2 separate regions of the Homo sapiens genome follow, and region 2 is linked to region 1. Evidence: read pairs that join two places in POLR2A ChIA-PET (ENCODE). Cell type or tissue: IMR-90. All regions are shown on one strand. Each heading gives the region's core, and the rest is flanking DNA. Links, peaks and the distances in the headings are about the cores only. Region 1 overlaps LOC100288254 (a long non-coding RNA gene). Region 2 has its middle 150 kb from the start of SMIM23.

Region 1 (8,335 bases), core at 219-8,218:
TCCCACGGGCGTACGGCTTCAGGAGTCTCGAATCCCACGGGCGTACGGCTTCAGGAGTCTCGAATCCCACGGGCGTACGGCTTCAGGAGTCTCGAATCCCACGGGCGTACGGCTTCAGGAGTCTCGAATCCCACGGGCGTACGGCTTCAGGAGTCTCGAATCCCACGGGCGTACGGCTTCAGGAGTCTCGAATCCCACGGGCGTACGGCTTCAGGAGTCTCGAATCCCACGGGCGTACGGCTTCAGGAGTCTCGAATCCCACGGGCGTACGGCTTCAGGAGTCTCGAATCCCACGGGTGTACGGCTTCAGGAGTCTTGAGGGGCTCCTTTGAGTTGAGAGTTGTGGATCCAAGTCTCAGAGCACTGAAGTTTTGTGGCAGAGAAGAACTTGTTATGGTCCCTTCCAATAGAGTTCAAGGACAGTCTTTCTCTGGTGTCATTTCCAAAGGACTCAATCGCTGAGTTTTGGACTCTGAGAAATCTAGTTGTCATCTGCTGGTGGGTCATGAAGGCCCCCCCTTTTTTTCTTTTTCTTTTTCTTTTTCTTTTTTTTTTTGAGACAGAGTCTCACTTGATCACCCAGGCTAGAGTGCAGTGGCGTGATCTTGACTCACTGCAACTTCTGCCACCCAGGTTCAAGCAATTCTCCTGCCTCAGCCTCCCAAGTAGCTGGGATTACAGGCGCCTGCCACCACACCTGGCTAATTTTTGTATTTTTAGTAGAGACGGGATTTCATCATCTTGGCCAGGCTGGTCTTGAACTCCTGACCTCGTGATCCGCCTGCCTCAGCCTCCCAAAGTGCTGGGATTATAGGTGTGAGCCACCGCGCCCGGCCTGCCTTTTTTTTTTTTTTTGTTAACCTAGTGAAAGTATGCTTTGGCATAATGCATTAAAGCCTTGCACTACTGAATCATAGCAGAGTTTATAAGAGTAGAAGATACATGAGGTTCTATTCTTAGGGGCATAGGCCTTCCAGTGACTGTTTCTTTTCTTTCTTTCTTTTTTTTTTGAGATGGAGTCTCGCTCTGTCGCCAGGACTGGAGTGCAGTGACACGATCCCGGCTCACTGCAACCTCCACCTCCCAGGTTCAAGCAATTCTCCTTCCTCAGCCTCCCGAGTAGCTGGGACTACAGGCGCGTGCCATGACACCCAGCTAATTTTTTATTTTTAATAGAGATGGGGTTGAAACCCCCATGTTGGCCAGGCTGGTCTCAAACTCCTGACCTCAGGTGTTCTGCCCTCCTCGGCCTCCCAAAGTGCTGGGATTACAGGCATGAGCCACCATGCCCGGCCCAGTGACTGTTTCATAAGGGGTCAAGTTACATTTTCCACTGAGAGGGGAATCTGATTGCCATCAAGGCCAATGGTAATACTGTTAGCCAAGGCAATCCAGTCAATTCACTTAACTTTGCCAGTTTCAGTTCCAAGATGCCATTTGTCCTTTCAACCTTTCCAGAAGACTAAAGGTGATAGCAACAATGGTAATGCCATTGTGTTTGTAACACTTTATTTTATTGCTTTATAACTTTCCGAGTAAAATTGGTATCTCTGTCAGTGGAGCTTTCTTTTCTCCAAGAATGCCCCATAAAGGAAACACATTTTTGAATAAACTTTTAGCTACTGTAATAGTATTGGCCTTCCTCCATGGAAAGCTTCTATTCAGCCAAAGAACATAGACTATTACAAGAACATACTTATATCCCATTGAAGGTGGCAATTGAATAAAATCCCTCTGAAAATGTTCAAATGGCCCATCAAGTAGCAGAAATGAAGCAAAACCTGAAGTTTTGTCTTTACAGAATTGTGGGTTTAACAAACCAAACATTGGTTACCACATCAATATTTTTTCTGTAATTTATATCATTTTTTTCTACTCCATGGTGAGCTATGGCAGGCATAACTTTTAATGATGGAAACTTTTGGCCGGGCGCAGTGGCTCACACCTATAATCGCTCCTTTGGGAGGCCTAGGCAGGCGGATCACCTGAGGTCAGGAGTTCGAGACCAGCCTGACCAACGTGGTGAAACCCCGTTTCTACTAAAAATACAAAAATTACAGGTGGCAGGCACCGTAATCCCAGCTACTTGGGAGGCTGAGGCAGGAGAATCTCTTGAACCCAGGAGGCAGAGGTTGCAGCAAGCTGAGATTGCACCCTTGCACTCCAGCCTGGGCAACAAGAGTGAAACTCCGTCTCAAAAAAAAAAAAACAAAAACAGGAAACTTTTTGAGATAGGGTCTCACTCTGTCACTCAGGCTGGAGTACAGTGGCATGATCTCAGCTCACTGCAGCTTCAACCTCCTGGGTTCAAGTGATCCTCCCACCTCAGCACCAAGTAGCTAGGACTACAGGCATGTACCACCAGATCCAGCTAATTTTTTTTTTTTTTTTTTTTGGTATTTTTTGTAGAGATAGGGTTTTTCCATGTTGCCCAGGCTGGTCTTGAGCTCCTGGACTCCAGCAATCTGCCTGTCTCAGCCTCCCAAAGTGCTGGAATTACAGGCGTGAGCCACCATGCCTGGCCTAATGATGGAAGATTTAAGGACTCAGGAATTACCAGGCAGCCATCCAGCCTCTTCGTGGGTCCAGGCTTCACATTGGATTTATACCCTCTTAAACACCAATCTTATTTCTTTAATTCAGGAAAGTACCAGAGTAAACAATCATTTGTGAGTTACAAAGATTAACCATTTGTGAATGGTTAAAGATCTGATTAAAGTTAATTACAATGTTAATACAATTCACAACAAAATTTGATTATTTCTCTTGCATGCAACATTTTAAAATAATAACTAAAATTATGAATGATAACATTCTACCAGGACTATTTGATTTCTATAAATATCATATAATTTCTAAAACACACATTAATAACACGTCCATACAAATATAATTCAAAGAAGGTTTACTATTACTTATCATTTGGCAATGCTTCCCATATAATTTAATATATTTAATAGGCTCAATTCATGTGATATCTCTCTTTTTATAAGGAAAGGTATCATTCTGAGATATTCCAAAGGCCCACCTGGAAAAATTCAAAGTTAATTCAAGGTCAAGAAAAAGACTTCATTTAGATTTTGATTTTGGGGGAGTTTGTCAAACATATCAAAGATTTAAAACATTTGATCAAAATAGGTTCACAGGTCACTGTGAACAATAGTCATTCATTTAACCAAAGTGACAATTAAAAGGCTTCAAAGGCAAATACAGAAAGTTACATAGCTGTAAAAAAAAAAAAAAAAACCTCAGCTCAAGTGTATAAAACATTTATACACTTAGCTTGGAGCTAAGGTTTTTTTTGACAACCATGTAACTTTCTGTATTTAGTCAACTTTCTGATCTCTCAGTTTTCTTAAGTGACCGAAAACCCAATAAAGACAACACAAGGCTGGTTGCAGTGACTCATGCCTGTAATCTCAACAGCCTGGGAAGCTGAAGTGGGAGGATCAGTTGAGGCCAGGAGTTCAAGACAAGCCTGGCGAGCATAGTGAGACCCATCTTTACAAAATAAAAAAGTAGCCAGGTGTGGCAGTGAGCACCTGTAGTTCTAACTACTTGGGAAGCTGAGGCATGGGGATGGCTTGAGCCCAGGAGTTCAAGGCTGCAATGAGCTATGATATGCCACTGTACTCCACCCTGGGCAACAGAGTGAGACCCTGTCTCTTAAAAAAAAAAAATTGAAGCACAGGAAAATTTCTTGGTAAGACACAGAATCTTTTTTTCCCCTAGGCCAATTACCTAAAAGGTAAAGAAAAATTGTTAACAATTTTCTGTTAAGATCAGAGGCCAATACTCTAAGAAAACCTTGTTGTTTTAACAGAGAAGGCCAAATTCTAGTTTTGCTATTAATGCTCAGTTTTTTAGGAAAAACATTCTAAATAATTCCCTACATCACACATAAAATTTATATCACAAGATTCATCTTCCACACACCTACAACCTTCTTATCCATTCAGGTTTTGCTCCTATACTTTTTCTCTTCTCATTTGGAACAACTAACCATTCTACTTCAGGAAAAAATTACTCTCTTTTATGCAGCCAAAAGACACATGAAAAAATGCTCATCATCACTGGCCATCAGAGAAATGCAAATCAAAACCACAATAAGATACCATCTCACACCAGTTAGAATGGCAATCATTAAAAAGTCAGGAAACAACAGGTGCTGGAGAGGATATGGAGAAATAGGAACACTTTTACACTGTTGGTGGGACTGTAAACTAGTTCAACCATTGTGGAAGTCAGTGTGGTGATTCCTCAGGGATCTAGAACTAGAAATACTATTTGACCCAGCCATCCCATTACTGGGTATATACCCAAAGGACTATAAATCATGCTGCTATAAAGACACATGCACACGTATGTTTATTGTGGCACTATTCACAGTAGCAAAGACTTGGAACCAACCCAAATGTCCAACAATGATAGACTGGATTAAGAAAATGTGGCACATAAACACCATGGAATACTATGCAGCCATAAAAAAATGATGAGTTCATGTCCTTTGTAGGGACATGGATGAAATTGGAAATCATCATTCTCAGTAAACTATCGCAGGGACAAAAAACCAAACACCGCATGTTCTCACTCATAGATGGGAATTGAACAATGAGAACACATGGACACAGGAAGGGGAACATCACACTCTCAGGCTGGTCTCAAATTCCTGACCTGAAGTGATCTGCCCTCCTCAGACTCGCAAAACGCTGGGATTACAGGTGTGAGCCACCGCGCCTGGCCTCTTTTTTTTTTTTTTTTTTTTTTTTTGAGACATAGTCTCATTCTGTCGCCCAGGTTAGAGTGTAGTGGTGCGATCTCTAGGAACCTCTGCCTCCTGGGTTCAGGTTCAAGTGATTTTCATGCCTCAGCCTCCCAAGTAGCTGGGATTACAGTGCATGCCACCATGCCCTGCTTAATTCTCATATTTTTAGTAGAGATGGGGTTTTGTCATTTTGGCCAGGTTGGTCTCAAACTCCTGTCCTTAAGTGATCCAGCCGCCTCAGCCTCCCAAAGTGCTGGGATTACAGGCATGAGCCACAGCACCCGCACATAATATATTTTATAGTAAACTGGTATATGTAAATAAAGCTTATCGCTGAGTTCTGTGAGCTGTTCCAGCAAATTATCAAACCTGAGGAGAGGGGTTGTGGGAACTCCAATTTTATTTTATTTTTTTTGAGACAGAGTCTTGCTCTGTGGCCCAGGCTGGAGTGCAGTGGTGTGATCTCGGCTCACTGCAACCTCCGCCTCCTGGGTTCAAGTGATTCCCATGCCTCAGCCTCCCACACAGCTGGGATTACAAGCGTGCACCACTACACCCGCTAATTTTTGCATTTTTAGTAGAGCTGGGGTTTCGCCACGTTTGCCAGGCTGATCTCAAACTTCTGCCCTCAAGGGATCAGCCTGCCTCAGCCTCCCAAAGAGCTGGGATCACAGATGTGAGCCATCACACTCTGCCAATGGAGGTTTACTTTGGATCCCACTTCCGATGCCAATCTGTTAAAAGAAAAACTTCAAAGTAAATTTAGCAGAGTTTATTTGAGCAAAAAACAATTCACAAATGAGGCAATCCTCAAAACCAAAACAGGTTCAGAGAGCTCTAGCCTGCAATATGGTCAGGCAGCGTTTATGGACAGAAAATGGAGGTACAGAGACAGCTCTATTGATTACAGCTGGGCATTTGCCTTATTTGAACATGGTCTCCTCAGCTGGGGGCTGCGACTGACTGAAGCTGGGCTGCTATGATTGGCTGAGACTCAGATATTAGCTCCAAAAGTATACTCCTAAGTTAGGCTTTTAGTTAATTTATGTACTAAGTTAGGTTGCAGTTTGTTCCATAAGGACTCAAGTATGGAGGCATCCTTAGGCCAAATTTAGTTTAACAGATGTATAAAACACCCATGTCAATAAAAATTAAACAATGAGTTGGGTTTAAATTAATTACATTTCCAATTCAAGTTATAAAAAACAAAAGAAAACACAAGGAAGAAAAGAATAAAGACAAAACTAAAAAGCAATAAAGCCAAGAACTGAAAAACAGCAGATCAAAATAAAACAAAATACGGATTCTTTGAATAAAGTCAGAAAATAGTCAAGCCATGATCTAATTTAATTAAAAAATACGTGGGGAGGAGTAAGCACAAATATGCAGAATAAGAAATGGCAAGGGAAAGAGACTATTACTACAGAGGAAGCCAGACAGTCATAAAAGACTCCTGTGCACACATACCTCTTAGCCCATTTAGGCTGCTATAACAAAATACCGTAAACTGGGTAGCTTACAAACAACAGAATTTATTTCACACAGTTCTGAAGGCTGGGAGCCTAAGATCAAGGCAAGCAGATTTGGTATCTGGTGAAAGACCTGTTTTCTGATTCATAGATGGTGGCTTCTACCTGTGCCCTCACATGGTGGAAGAGGTGACAGAGCTCCTTTGAGCTGACTTTCTAAGGGCACTAATCCCTGTGAATATTGTCAGAATCAAAATGAGTCACTTGTGTTAAAAAAAAAAAAAAATCCCGAAATGCAGAGCCGGGAAGGCCATGAAGGCCTGACAACAAAAGCTATCACAAAAGACTGCAAAACCCATGACCGTGCACAAAGGCACAACCTTACACAAAATAATTCTTCTGCGAGGACATCTGCCCAGCAACTGCCTGTCCAAACTTGGACTGACGCCACCCTTGTTATTGATCCTTTTAGCCAAAGATAATTATCTCAAAAGAATTATGTAATCCCTCTCATTTTTTCTTTAAAAACTTTTGTCTTCCTTTACCTCCCTCAATATGCATGTAGTTTACTATTGTGGGTATATTCCCATTGCAACACCCATTTCCAAATATGATTTAGAGAGTCTCCCTCTCTGTTTGTTATTTAGGATGACATAACATTCATGGGGCTCCACCCTCATGACTTAATCATTTCCCAAGCTCCACTTCTTAATACCATCACCTCAGGGGTTAGAATTTCAACATAAGAATTTGGGGAGGGACACAAATATTCAGACCATACCACACACCTCTATGCAAAGAAATTTGAAAACCTAATGAAATGGATAATATCTCAGTAAAATATAGTTGAACAAAATCGACCTCACTGAAAAGTTAAATCAATTTCAAGGAATAAATATGGCATGCTATCAAGGAACTAACTCACATCAGCACCAAGCTCAGATGGTTTCACAAGAGGATTTTATAAAAATGGTTAACAAATAAATAGGGCTATTACTACATAAATTATTCCAGAGAAGAGAAAATGAAGGTGATTTTTTTTTGTATCCTTGACCAAATGAAGGGAAATTTCTAAATTCTATGAAGCAGGTTGACATTGATATCCTAAGCTGATAAAGAGAGCAGACACAGTATCATTTTTTAAAATGCTAAATATTGGCTGGGTGCAGTGGCTCATGCCTGTAATCCCAATACGTTGGGAGGCCGAGGTGGGTGGATCACCTGAGGTCAGGAATTTGAGGCCAGCCTGACCAACATGGTGAAACTCCACCTCTACTAAAAATACAAAATTAGCCAGACATGGCAGGGCATGCCTGTAATCCCAGCTACTTGGGAGGCTGAGGGAGGAGAATCCCTTGAACCCGGAAGGCAGAGTTTGCAGTGAGCTGAGGTTGTGCCATTGCATTCCAGCCTGGGCAACAAGAGAAAAACTCTGTCTCAAAAAAAAAAAAAAAAAAAAAAAAAGCTAAATATCACCTCCTTTGAGAATAAAAATAAATAATGTTAAATAAAATGTTAGCAAACAGATTCAAATACCACATTAAGAAAATGATAAACCATGACCAAGTGGAGTTAATAATGAAAATGTGAGATGAGTCCAATATTGCAAAATCTTTTTTTTTTTTTTTTCCCAGAGTTTTGCTGTTGTTGCCCAGGCTGGAGTGCAATGGCACAATCTCAGCTCACCGCAACCTCCGCTTTCTGGGTTCAAGTGATTCTCCTTCCTCAGTATGAGCCACCACCCTGGCTAATTTTGTATTTTTAGTAGAGATGGGGTTTCTCCATGTTGGTCATGCTGGTCTTGAACTCCTGACCTCAGGTGATCTGCCCGCCTCAGCCTCCCAAAGTGCTGGGATTACAGGCATGAGCCACCATGCCCAGCAGCAAAATCTTTTAATATAATTAAACATATTTGTAGATCTAAGAAGAAAAATCATATGATCATTCCCATATGTACTTAAAAAGCTTTGACAAAACTGGCCAGGTGCGTTGGCTCACACCTGTAATCCCAGCACTTTGGGAGGCTGAGGCTAGCAGATCACTTGAGGCTAGGAGTTCAAGACCAGCCTGGCCAACATGGTGAAATCCCATCTCTGCTAAA
Region 2 (8,335 bases), core at 220-8,219, 670 kb before region 1:
CTACCCCTCTAACCAGATATTCTTCTAAGCACTTCCAACAAAGATATTTCCAGCAACCTTGTTAAGAAGAGCAAGTGCAAGGGGCTATTTCTCTGGCAAGAAAGTCTAGACTATTATCCAAGGCCTGTTTGGGGTGCATTTTCTTCAAAAAGCCTCTGGTTTTCACCAAGACAAACCCCTCTCTCTTTATCACACACTGAAAATCTCTTTAAAAGACTCAATAAACGGAGTAATAGAATCAAGGGTGAATTGTCTTCTCCCCTCCAGTGTAGGTGGACAGAATAAATTCTCTGCATCCCCAGGAGCTCCAGGCCTGGGATGTGGTCCATGAGAAGTAAGTAAGGTGGGTGCTCTTACATACCTATTGTTTTCAACATCTTTTTCAACTGGGAGAATCTTTTTTTTTTTGAGACAGAGTCTCACTTTGTTGTCAGGCTGGAGTGCAGTGGCACAATCTCGGCTCACTGCACACTCCGCCTCCCAGGTTCAAGTGATTCTTCTGCCTCAACCTCCCAAGTAGCTGGGACTAAGAGGCGCATGCCACCACCCAGCTAATTTGTTGTATTTTAAGTAGAGACAGCGTTTTACCATGTCGGCCAGGATGGTCTCAATCTCTTGACCTTGTGATCTACCCGCCTCGGCCTCCCAAAGTGCTGGGATTACAGGTGTGAGCCACCATGCCCGGCCTCAACTGGGAGAATCTTTTCATGATAACTGAGGTTCACAGAACACTTTCTGGGTGCTTGCTTGAATTCACAGATAAGACAATGAATGGCTCAGAAGGGTTGGAGGCCAGCCCAAGGTCACATAAGCAGGAAGGGGGCTAGATGTGAATCCAACTCCCCTGGACCCTGGGGCAGGACCCATGCTCTTGCATTACAGTGAAGTTCCAACTCTGTGCCTCCTTCCTTCCTCTTTGGAACTAAACCCCTGGGAGTCCCTGGCCTTTTGGATTCTGAAGCTTCTAAGGAAGGGATTTTGCCAGAGGTGCCCTGGCCTGGCACTTGTTGGTACCCTCAATTGCAAACTGAGTCCAGAAGCCTGGCAGCCAGAGTGTCTGTCCAGATAGGCATCTGGGCAGTGCCCACAGATGGCCCCAGTGTGATGGGCAATGCGTTAGGCATACTTTCCTTGCTGACTGATGTCATGAGCTCATTAGAGCAACGGGGTTTATAGTACAAGGCAACTATCCAGACAATAAATTAAGCTGCACAATTTAGCACTTAATTATCCTCTCTCTCATCTACTTCACTCTTGTTCCCGGGTGTCTGTCTGGGCCCTCCAGCTAGATGGTAAGATCTTCCCTCTGCCTCACGCCCCACAGTCAATCCATCATGCAGCCCCGTTGGGGCCATCTCGGGAACATCTCTCAAATACTTTCCCTTTTCCACATCCCCACAGCCTTGACCGCAGCCAGCTCTCACTCTCTCTCCCCACTGGATTATTGCCACCCTGGTCTCTCCCGCTTCAATTCCCCTCTCTGCTCCGCCCAAGTTACACAAGCATGGCTTCCCTTGGTCTGAAATCCAAAGTCCCAAAGGTCTTGGCATCCAAAGCCCTTCATGCCCAGGGTGTCTTGCCTGCCTTACCAGCCTCCTCTTCCCAAACCCCCATGTTGGCTGCCCTCCCGCGCAGAATACTAGCTTGAAGATCTTCCCTTATTAGGATCAAAGCCAGCCTCCAGGCTATTTCAATACACGAACTTCTGTATACTCAGTTTCCTCCACGTGGAATATCCCCCTCCCCACACTGACAGCCCTGCCACTCAATTTGCAAACTCATTCTCATCCCAGCAGCCTGCTCTGGAATCTCCTCCTTCAGGAAGTCTAGGGGTATTTACTTGGCAAGCCCTACAGCTGAATCTCTTCATTTCCCATCCCCTCAAAGCCCACCCCAGAGGACGCGCTTCCACAGGGATGCCCCAGATAATAAGATCAACAGGACTGTCTATCTGTGGAGGGCATGGATGGCTACAAAGCACTCTCCCACCCTTGCACTTTGGAGTCCTTATTGTTAAATCCTCAGAATCAAACCACCAAGGATCCCTTTTACAAATCCTTTTATAGATGAGGAAACTGAGGTTCAGATTACAGAGCCAGGTCCCCCTGCCCAACCCTGCCTACGTCTAAAGAGCAGGGACAGTGTTCTAGGGCTCAGGGAGAACAGGCAAGAGGACCCCATGGGGGCACCATGATGGGGGGACGACCATGGAGGACAGGGATGGGGGACAGTCTGAAGCAGGGCTGTCTTTTAATCCAAAGGAGGCTTGGCTGGTCAAATCACAGCACCTCCACCAGGCGTTCCCTTCTGCTCCTCCATTTTGCAGGTGGGTGAATGGAGGCTCAGAGAGAGGGAGGGAGGAGCAGAGGACAAGGTCACAGAGAAATAGGGACCAAGTTAGAGTCAGGTGTCCTGGCTCCCGGTCCAGCTGACCCAGTGGGCTGCAGGTCAGGGAAATCACGTGGTCGCTCCTTCTCTCTGTCCTCCCTTCCCCGAGGGCTTCCTCCATTTCCTGCGTGCCTCCTGGCAGCCAGGCCTCACCCTTGTTTTTAAAGACACAGAGGGCCCCTGTCTGATTTCCTCATTGTGCCTGGCACATAGTGGGTGCTGGGTAAACACTTTTTTTGAGTGGCTTAATTACTGAGTAAGTGAATGAGCACTGGAATTGTAAGATTCCCAGAAGGACCTAAAGCCCTTTATGGGCACAGGTCACAACCATCCTATGAGATCAGTGTCATCACACCCATCTTACAGATGAGGGCGCTGAGGCTCACGGAGGGAACAGAATTCAACCAAAGCTCTATGGTTAGAAAGCAGTTCTCAGCCATCCTAGGAAATAAAACATTACACATGCTATATATATTTTAAAGCAAGGATGTTTTCCTTCTGGTGTCGAAACAGGAAAAGCTCCCTGAGAAGCCCATTGTAAATATCATCGCTTCTTCTCAGGCCTCTGTCAGCTTATGTTATTTTATTTATCAACATTCAGTAGCGTGTGGATTCAAGAACACGTCCTCGAGTGGAACGCCAAAGAAGATGCCTGCTCTAGGGGCCAGAGCGCGCTCCGAGCAGGAAGCCCGGGGCGGGCCGTCATCCAGGCGCAGGGCTGGGTGGGCGTGGGCAGCCCTTCCCAGCGCCTCTGTCTGGGTGGAGCGGCAGGTTGGAGTTGCAGCGGCGTCTCCCTCATTTCCATAAGGGGGAGCCTGTGCGCAGGAGATCCCGTCCCAGCCCGCGCAGCCTCGCCATCCTGGGACCCGCTCCGTCAGGAGTGGCCATTCGGGTGGCACCAGCAGATGTCTACCCTCGAGGGGAGCCACAAGGTTCTGTGCAAACTCTGCCTTCCTCCGTTTATCCTCGTGTCCCCAAGGAAAATGAAGGGGACCACCCAAGGCCCCGTGTAGAAAGAACGTAGCTTTGGGGACAGACGGGACTGGGGCCCCCCTGGCTCCATCCAGGACTAGCTGCATGACCTTCAGCTGGTTACCTCCCCTAGTCCTCAGTTTATCTGTAAAACGGAGCAATACCAATTTTAGAAAGTAATGCAGAGCAGCGACAGACAGTGTCTGGGGCACAGTAAATTCTTTAAAATAAAAGAAATATTAATTACCCTGGTGATTGTTGTCTGGATTATTCATGCAAGTCCTAATTGCCACCCCAACCTTCACAGAAATTTCTGCTCATCCAGGTCCCTGGCTGAGCCTTCAGGGTGATTTACTCAGGGGCTGTGGCCTCCCTGGGCCCAGATGTAGACAAACCCAGCAGAAAGGCATTTTGAGCTTGTGGTTGCAAATATAAAACCAGGTGCTTCTCTTAACAGAAATGATGACAGAGCAAAAGTACCAAAGACTATTTGAGAGAGAGAGACAGAGAGCGCTCATAGCTGAATTCCTACCCAGATTCAGCAACCAGTTTCTCTTTTTTTTTTTACACATCCCCACCCCTAGTCCACACACGTGTTTTGGGACTGTAATATACCAGGTGCTGTTTTATTCCTGACGTGCTGTGGCCTTTGGTCTGAATCACTCCATCTCCTTTTGTTTGGTTCCTGCCAGAAAGCAAAGCACATATTTCACTGTCCCTTCCCCTGGGAGAACTTCTTTGCTGGCCTCCCTTTGCACACCTTCATGGAGCTGCGTTCGGGATAGAACGATGGCATGGCCACACAATCTGCTGCCCTTCGGCCACTTTCTTACACTTTTCTTTTTTTTCCCCAACATAGAAATAGCATATTCTCCCTGATTACTAAAGTAATACATGTGCATCATAAAACATTGGGCAGTTCAAAAGACGAAAGTCACCCAGAGATAACCACCGCTAACATTGTGTCTTATCCTATCAGACTTTCGTGTGTCTGGTGCACACACAAACCTAGTTACAACAAGGAAATCTTACAGGATATGCTGTCGTGTATTCCGATTTTCTTTGTCTGCCTATGTGGTTTTCTTGATCATTCTAAATGGCTCAGAATCATTTCATTGTACGGCAATGTACAATAAAATGTATATACACCAACATGGTGAAACCCTGGCTCTACTAAAAATGCAATATTTAGCTGGACATGGTGGTGTGCACCTGTAGTCCCAGCTACTTGGGAGGCTGAGGCACAAGAATCACTTGAACCGGAGAGGCAGAGGTTGCAGCGAGCCGAGATTGTGCCACTACACTCTAGCTTGGATGACACAGTGAGACCCCATCTCAAAATAAATAAATAAATAAAATATAATGTATACACAATAAAATGTATATGTAAAGTGACTGACAGCATAGTTCATTTAACCAAAATCTCGTATTTTTGGACATTTAGGTTGTTTCCTTTTTCTTTTCTGTTCTTTTTGTTTTTTAAGCCTTTAGTTTGGAAATAAATATAAATTCATAGGAAGCTGCAAAGATAATACAGACAATTCCTATGTACCCTTCATCTGGTTTTTCCCGATGGTGGCATCTTACATAACTCTAGTACAATGTCAAAGTCAGGATATTGACGTGAGTGCAGTCTGTGTGTATAGTTCTAGGTCATTTTATCCCATGTTGATGATCTGTGTAACCACCACCACAATCAAGACACAGAACTATTCCATCATCATCATGATTTCCCTCGGGATACCCTGGAGGATCACACCCGCTCATCTCTCCTCTTCTTCCTAACCACTGGCAATCGCCAGCCTGTTCTCTAGCTCTATACTCTTGTCATTTTGAGAAATATATTATATATATATATGTGTATATATATATATATAAAACGTTATGTATGTATGTATATTGATTTGATTTTTCGTGTGTGGCATGTGTGTAGGAGGTGAACGAGAGGAGAGTGGGAAGGGCAAAGTTTTCTCTGAATCATCCAAACTTGCCCAGCCTAGTGGCTGTTCAGCACTTGAAGTATGGCTACTTCAAATGGAGATGTGCTGTAAGTATAAAATGCACACTGGATTTGAAATCCTTAAAAAAATTAGAAAGAAAGAAAACTCATTTGTCATGTTTTGTATCGACTATACACTAAATTTATAATATGTGGATATATATTAAGTTAAGCAAAATATATAATAAAATTATTTTTACCAGTTTCTCTTTACTTTTCTAATGTAGCTACTGGAAAATTAAAACTTATGTATGTGGCTTGCACTTGCGGTTCACACTGTGTTTCAGTTGGGCAGCAAGGGCCCAAACCCTCCCTCCCACAGCCCTTTAGGATCCACGGTGGGCAGGGACAGTGTGGTGGCCAGAGCCAAGGCCTCAGCTCTCAGCCACCGCAAGACAGTCAGCTGGTCCCTGTGGTTCTGGTCTCAACAGCCAGTACACAACCACAGACCCCACAGTGTGGTGGAAAAGAGCTTGAGGTCAGAGAGACCTTGGTTTCAATCCTAGCTCCTTTAGAGTGTTCTTGGATTTGAACTTTTATCCCCTTCCATTTCCTTATTCCTAAAATGGGGGAACTCACCCCATAACATTTATGGAGACTTTTTTTTATTCAACCAATTGTTACTGAACCTACTACATGCTTTCGCAGCCTAGAAGGAGGCTCACGTGGCGCTCCAGCGCTCATTGGACCCTCTTTGCTGCCTCCAGAGACACTCTCTCGCCCAGGCAGGAGTGCAGTGGTGCAATCTCAGCTCACTGCAACCTCGGCCTCCGGGTTCAAGCAATTCTCCTGCCTCAGTCTCCTGAGTAGCTGGGATTACAGGCACCTGCCATCATGCCTGACTAATTTTTGTATTTTTGGTAGAGATGGGGTTTCATCATGTTGGTCAGGCAGGTCTCAAACTCCTGACCTCAAGTGATCTGGCCACCTCAGCCTCCCAAAGTGCCGGGATTACAGGTGTGAGCCACTGCACCAGGCCCTGCTCAGCACTTCTTATGAGCCCACTGGCTGCCTGTGCTGAGATTCACCTCCGCCATTCCTTTATGACTTTAGCTAAGCCAGTCCCTTCTCTGTTTCTCAATTTTCTCATCTATGGAATGGGGATGATAACATGACCCACCTCACAGGGTGGCTGTGAGGGTTAAATAAGATACATGGAAACATAATTCCTGGACTTTTGTAGGTGCGCAAACTGGTAGCCTCTGCTATTATTGTTATTATTAGTAGTAGTGTTATTTTCTTTGTTTTAGAATCCCAGTGATTTCAAGGGCACTCCCAGGAGAGACGACCTAGGAACACAGAGGAAAGATCTGGAAGGATTTGTCAGTCTGCATGTGATGAGATGAGACCTTGGGCCTTTGAGGAGTTTATGAAAAATTCTATTGTTCAAGTGACAAATATGTCCTGGACATCGTGTGGCTCGTGTCAAGAAGGGCCTCCTGCTCTTGGTCATGCTAAGAAGATGGGCTCTGTCTTCTCTAACTGAAAAGGGTTACTGCTGCTGGCTGCCAACCCAGGCTCCATCCTCCTGTTTCAGATGCTGTCGATGCCCCGCCCATTGCCTCACCTCCATCTGCAAACACCTGCAATTCTCTGCCTCAGGGATTTTTTCTATCTGTGGAAACTTGCTAGGTCTGAACTCAGGGCAACGTTAAAGTGCTGGTTAATGTACTGGAAGGAAGTATCCCTGAACTCAGGATAAACAGGGTGCTGTGGAGAAATACCTTAGCTTCCTGGCCCTAGTTCGGGTTACCTCCGAGGTGTGTTCCACATCATCTCCCAGGTTTCTCAGTGGCCTCAGCTGCAGTTACCCACAGTAGCAACTGGCCTGATGAAAGCTGTCTTTCCTCCTCTGTCCCACTTCCTCATTCTCCTGCTGGTGTTTCCAAATAAGGAAGTTCAAGTGTAAGTTCTGCTTCTAGAAGAACCCAACAAAGATACTCTTTTTCTTCTTTTTTGCATAAGTTATTCCCCCTACTACAGAGCCATATGCTTTGGAAGAGGTTGACCCTTCTCCAATTCCAGGCTATCCCTTGTACCTTGACAAATAATCACGTCAGGAATCATCAGATAACTTAAGTCTATCTAAGCAGAGGCAAGAGCATACCTGCTGCTAGACATAGTCTTCTCCCCTCTACCAGTGAGCTACTGGAAAAGGTACTTGGTCCTCTTCTGGACATTGCTATACTTGGATGTGATGCCTGGGACTTCTGGTGCCATCTTGTTTGGATTTTTGGAATGAAGCCATCATTGCAGATGACAGAGCAGAGAGATGGAGAAACTCTGATGACAGCATTGAACTATGGGTCCAACCCACCCTGAAGCCACTGTGCCTCTGAAACTCTTACATGAGATCATAAATTTTAAGGAAATTTAAAGCCACCCTTGAATTTGAGACCAGGTTTTTATTACTTGTGTCTTTCTACTAACAAAAGCATCTTAACTGCTACCCCATGTATCTTTTCAGTTTGTCTTCATACAGCTCAGAGAGCTTGCAATTATTATTGACATCCCGAATTTGCAGATGGGGGTTGGATACAGATGAAAGCCCTCTCTAGGTGTGGGAGGTCTCTTTGTGGGTCCATGCAATAACTAATCTCTTGAGAAACTGCAGGTATTATTACAAATGGAAGGTCAAGTTCATGGGTGCTGTGGCAATTTCCTTTATAAAGTAAAAAACCCTTCCACAAAGTGACAGTCCATTTTCTAGTTTAGAAGTGAAATAATTATTGAAGGTGCAGCATATGTACTGCTATTGTCCCTATTTCATAGCTGAGAACACTGAGGCTCAGAGAGGGCCAGTCACTTGCCCAAGGTCACACAGCTCAGTGGGTAGAACTGCCGGACCTTCAGCCCTGGGTCTGACCCCAGTGCTTTTACCTCCATTCCAACCGGCTCCCATGGCATCTGCCTTGGGCTTAAACAAAAGTTGTGAAAGTACTTTGTAGACAGTGAGGATGCTCACTTCTCAGTTAC

What was found. ChIA-PET counts read pairs that join two places held together with the same protein. Peaks named below come from ENCODE experiments on the same cell type or tissue, not always from the same donor. Only the 100,000 strongest peaks of a DNase experiment are listed, where the experiment ranks them.
Region 2: POLR2A ChIA-PET joins it to region 1 with 10 read pairs; 2 of 35 experiments call an interaction of 5 or more read pairs at or near these places.

What each region holds. Positions count from the first base shown.
Region 1 is chr5:172,296,822-172,305,156 of GRCh38, forward strand. It overlaps LOC100288254 (a long non-coding RNA gene), which reads left to right. Exons shown (of 2, transcript NR_130933.1): 2 at 1-1,555. Among named protein-coding and RNA genes, the nearest start is that of UBTD2, 17 kb to the left of the region's middle. In IMR-90, for the core only: no CTCF peak of the experiment used is centred there; a DNase peak (open chromatin) is centred at 3,410.
Region 2 is chr5:171,627,058-171,635,392 of GRCh38, forward strand. No RefSeq gene overlaps it. Among named protein-coding and RNA genes, the nearest start is that of SMIM23, 150 kb to the right of the region's middle. In IMR-90, for the core only: a CTCF peak has its summit at 3,200; no DNase peak of the experiment used is centred there; H3K27me3 peaks cover 3,557 bases.